Linked DNA regions of Homo sapiens: region 1 is linked to region 2. A link is a loop called in an ENCODE intact Hi-C map of the cell type or tissue named here. Cell type or tissue: HCT116. All regions are shown on one strand. Region 1 has its middle 6.3 kb from the start of CRB2. Region 2 holds the start of LOC124902263 (a long non-coding RNA gene).

Region 1 (2,500 bases), 1.3 Mb before region 2:
CACACACACCCCTGGGCCAGTGGCCAGGTTTTGCCCACAAGTCTTTGATGCCAGGGTCTGCTCCCTGGAATGCCCACCCCGCCCCCACCTGACTGAGTGCCTCTTGACACTGCACTGATCCTTGAAGACTCCAACTCTGGCATCATCTCCTCAGAGAAGACTTCTCTGCTCCTCCCCCAACCCCCAGGCTTCGTCGGGGCCTCTTCTAGGCTCCGACAGACCCCTGGGCTTCCCGTAAGGCCCCCAGCACTGATCCTGCCCTGTTCTCCTCACCAGTGTAGGCATCCGTACCCATCCTAAGGCAGGCATGTGGTAGGATGATGAATACACAGATGAGACTCACTCAGCCCTCACCACTGGGGAGCTCATGTCTAGAGGAACAGACTCAAGGACAAGGCAGAGAGGGGCTGGCTTAGAGCCCAGTGGGAAGCCCAAGAGAAGGCCAGCTGCAAAAGGGCAATTCCCCAGGGGAGGTACCACCATGGAGTAAGAACAGGAGTTTCCAAGTGGAGAAGAGGCAGAAGGCATACCTGGCTGAAAACCAAGGATGGTCCAAGGTCAGGTGTGAGAGAGGGCATTGTACCTTCAGGAACTGCAGACAGGTCATTATTACCCGGGGTCAGGATGCAAAATGGCAATGATTAGAAGTGAGGCTGGTGGGTCGGCAGAGGACAGATGGCACAGTCTTTGTAAGGTGCTAAGGATTTGGACTGTGTCCTGAGGGCACTGGGGAGCCATAGAAGAGGTGAAAGAAGGGGAACGACGTGGCCAGGTTTGCATGTGGCAGAGTTCCCTCTGGGAAGAGTGAAAGCTGCACTGAAGGAGTGCATGCGTTGAAATCACCCAGGGAAAGGCCACGAAGCTTGAATCAGGACGGGGTTGGGTGGAGTCACAGAGAGCAGGAGTGGGCATTTGGGCATCAGGAACAATAGAATTTGGTGTCCGCTGGGGTTGAAACAAGGGAAATAGCCCTAGTGTATCCCCAGGATCTCAGCTTGGTGAACCCCCAGGAGTGAGGGTAGAGACTGGGGGCTGGCAAAACAGCTTGGGGAGGGTGGCCAGGACAAACAACCCCCAGTCCTCCCCTGGATGAAGGTTAGACTGTAGGCCCCTTTTCAGACACTAGAGGGAGCTCCAGGATAGGCCCAGGCTCCCCTCTCCAACCAGCTTAGCTTCCACCCGCTCTGGGAGGGGGATAGAACCCAGCTCACCGTTCAGATGTAGGTCCTGGGGGTCCTATCGGAGCCTCGCCCAAGTCCAGTGGCCTCACTGTCTCTGGGCCACCTCCTCCTTCAGGCACCGAATTGGCAGTGGAGAGGGGTCTTTTTGAGGCGGGAGCAGGCGGAGGCAGACTTTAGGAACTGCAGACAAGTACAGCCAGGCTGGGCCCTTCTAACCCTGTTCCCGCCCCCTGCCCCTACGGGAGAAGGGGAGTGACTCACCCAAGGTCGCATGGACAGAGCACCCCAGGTGGGATGGAATGGACTCTTGAGCGGAAAGAGCACAGCAGCCCTTCCAAACCCCTTCCTGAGCCTTCCTACAAAAACCGAGGTAAGGGGGGATTCCCGTGAGCCACCCCCCGCCCCAGAATCCTGGGACACCTTTACCCCGCAGGAATGTTCTGGGGTTGGGATTAACAGCAGCTTCGTGGGTGGGGCCCGAGCGTGAATGGCTGCCACATTTTTTAAAATTTATTTTTCTTTTATTTAGAAACAGGGTCTCTGCTGCCACCCAAGCTGGAATGCGGTGGCATGATCTTGGCTCACTGCAGGTTCAACTTCCCAGGCTCAAGGGATCCTCCTGCCTCAGCCTCCCAGGCAGTTGGGACTACAGGTGTGTGCCACCATGCCCAGCTAATTTTTTCATTTTTATTTTTTTAGAGATGGGGTCTTGCTGTGTTGTCCAGGTCAGTCTCAAACCCCTGGATTCAAGTGATCCTCCTACCTTGGCCTCCCAGTGTTGGGATTACAGGAAGGGGCCACCACCCTCGGACTGGCTGCCATATTTCAATGGTGTTCTGTACTTTCTGGAGATGCACCTATTTTGCTGTGATGCTGAGGTACAGGGGGATAGGACCTTCTGGGGTCACCCAGAGAACCGTGGCAGAGCTAAGGCTCAAACTGAGACCTCTAACTCCCAGCCCAGGACTCTCCCCAGCAATGATTTCATGGAAGGGGTTAAACTCGGTCTGTGTCTGGAGTCAAAGCTAAATGTCTCAGGTCAGGACTCAGTCTGCAGCTGAAGTCAGGGCTTAGTCTGAGTCCAGGATCAGGGCTCAGTCAGCCCAGGGTCAGGGCTCAGGACAGTTTGAAGCTGGAGGCAGTTGCTTCTGATGGAGATGCCATCTGAGTCCTCACCCTGGGTTCGGGTCTTCCGGCCACTGAAGCTAAAGCTGGACAGGACATCATCCATTCATTCATAATGCATTAATTCACTCGCCAAGTGTTTATTAAACACCTCCTGTGTGCTGGGCAACATGGTAGGTGCTGAGATTACTAGG
Region 2 (2,500 bases):
TGGTGGAGGCTGAGATGATTTCTAGATAGTGTGACAGACAGACCAGGGTTGAGAGTTGTGGATGAGAATTATGGGTGTGAATAGAAGAGCACAGAGAGTAACTATTTCTGCCTGAGGCACTGGGAAAAGTTTGTCTAAGAACAGACATGAAGGAAGGGAAGTCCAGACAGAAGGAACAATGTTTACAAAGGCATGGAGGCAGGGAGAGGGGTTGATTTCAGAAATTGTAATCAGGAAGGGCCTCTTAGGACAATCAATGTTCTTGGACTTTATCTGTAGATGGTGACAAACCAGGGGAGGTTTCTAAGCAGGAGAGTGGCAGGTCTGGTGTGGAGAATGGGTGGGTGTGTGGCAGAGCTGGAGGTGAGCTATCAGCAGAAGCCTGAATTGGGGTGGTGATGATAGAGATAGATAAGAGAGGAAAGAGGAGATCTCTCTCTCTCTCTCTCTTTTTCTCTCTCGAATGAGTCTCGCTCTGTTGCCCTAGGCGTGCAGTGGCGCGATCTCAGTTCACTGCAGCCTCTGCCTCCTGGGTTCATGAGTTTTGTGCCTCAGCCTCCCGAGTAGCTGGGATTACAGGCATATGCCATCATGCCCAGTTTTTATATATATATATATATATATATATATATATATATATATATATATATATGTTTTTTTTTTTTTTTTTTTTTTTTTTTTGAGACCGAGTCTCACTCTGTCGCCCAGGCTGGAGTGCAGTGGCGCGATCTCGGCAAATTTCAAGCATGGATGACTGAATGAAGGTAGTGCCACTTGCTGAGATCAAGGACACCAGGAGGAGGGACAGGATTTGGGGGGTAGGTTTGTGGAGAGAAATGGGGGGACAGTGAGGCCTTCTTACTGATACCACGGACAGCTCCAAGAATTTCCAGAGGACTTGCATCAGACTCTATGAGTGGTTCTTGCCTCCGCTGCCTTAGAATCAGCGGAGGAGCTAATTTAACATGCAGATTCCCAGGTCCACCCAGATGTGCTGCATCACAGTCTCTGGGGGTGGGGTCCAGGAGCCTGCATTTTAAATAAACACCCCGGGTTGTTCCCATGCAAGTGGCCAGACGACCATGCTTACAGAAACTCTGAAACAAAGTCATGAAGGGAACAGATGCGAGCGCCCTCTGCTGCTAAAAAGGAGGTTTGGATCTCTTAAGTTTATGACTTGGACATTTCAAGGCAGTTTATTCAGCAAGTGAAACCCCTGGACTAAAGCAAAGAAACAAGACACCTGGAGAGATGAGAGAGGAAGAGGGGCCACGTTCCTTGACAACTTCTGTGTTTCTTTCACCCTGTAGTGTCGAGCGAGGCAAAGTTCCCCTGTGTGCAGTCGTGGCCGCTGTGGTCAGTCTGGGGTGCTGTTACACCTTCTCAACCCCACTTCCTAAAAAAACAAATGCGGCTCCCTCAGGTGGGAGGGGAGAGCTTTCTCCTTGGTTTGGCTTTAAAATGATGGCAACTCCCAAAAATGGAAAGCAGGGGCTCAAACAGGTATTTGTATACCAATGTTAACCGACATTCTTCACAATAGCCAAAAGGTGGAAACAACCTAAGTCCATTGACAGATGAATGGATAAAAACGAGGTGGTGTATGCACACGACGAAATATTTTTCAGTCTTAAAAATGAGTGAAATTTGGACTCATGCTACAACATGGAGAAACCTTGAGGACATTATGCTACGTGAAATAAGCCAGACAAATACTGTATGATTCCACTGACATGAGGAACCAGGAATAGTCAAATTCATAGTCAGAAAGTAGAAATGGTGGTTCCCAGGGACTAGGAGAGAAGGGAATCCCGACTTATTGTTTCATAGACACAAAGTTTCAGTTTGGTAAGATAAAAGAGTTCCGGAGACCCATAGTGGTGCTGGTTGCACAACAATGTGAGTATACAGAATGCCACTGAATTGTACACTAAAAATGGTTAAAATGGCAAATTTTGTTATATTTTACCACAACAAAAAAAGTGATATAAGTAAAAGCAGTCAGGCTGGACGTGGTGGCTCACGCTTGTAATCTCAGCACTTTGGGAGGCTGAGGCGGGTGGATCATCTGAGGTCGGGAGTTAGAGACCAGCCTGGCCAAGATGGTGAAACCCCGTCTATACTAAAAATACAAAAAATTAGCCGGGCATGGTGGCCGGCTCCTGCAATCCCAGCTACTCACAAGGCTGAGGCAGGAGAATTGCTTGAAGCCGGGAGGCGGAGGCTGCAATGAGCCGAGATCACACCATTGCATCCCAGCCTGGGCGACAAGAGCGAAACTCTGTAACAACATCAACAACAACAACAAAACAAAAACAAAAACAAAAAAGAAAACAAGAGACGCGGTGGTTCTGCTTGTAATCCTAGTACTTTGGGAGGCCGAGGCTGGCAGATTACCTGAGGTCAGGAGTTTGAGAACAGCCTCGGCAACATGGCGAAACCACGTTTCTACGAGAAACACAAAACTTAGCCGGGAGTGGTGGTACATTCGTGTAGTCTC

Evidence for each region. A loop is a pair of places that touch in the nucleus more often than their neighbours do. Peaks named below come from ENCODE experiments on the same cell type or tissue, not always from the same donor. Only the 100,000 strongest peaks of a DNase experiment are listed, where the experiment ranks them.
Region 1: it touches region 2 in a loop (4-fold over the local background); 2 of 110 quality-filtered maps call a loop at or near these places.

Annotation. Positions count from the first base shown.
Region 1 is chr9:123,348,671-123,351,170 of GRCh38, reverse strand. No RefSeq gene overlaps it. Among named protein-coding and RNA genes, the nearest start is that of CRB2, 6.3 kb to the left of the region's middle. RefSeq lists enhancers at 944-1,443, 1,444-1,945. In HCT116, a CTCF peak has its summit at 1,116 (motif pointing right); a DNase peak (open chromatin) is centred at 1,150.
Region 2 is chr9:122,094,070-122,096,569 of GRCh38, reverse strand. LOC124902263 (a long non-coding RNA gene) reads right to left here and starts at 2,438. Exons shown (of 2, transcript XR_007061757.1): 1 at 2,398-2,438; 2 at 1,170-1,396. In HCT116, a CTCF peak has its summit at 1,125 (motif pointing left); a DNase peak (open chromatin) is centred at 1,109.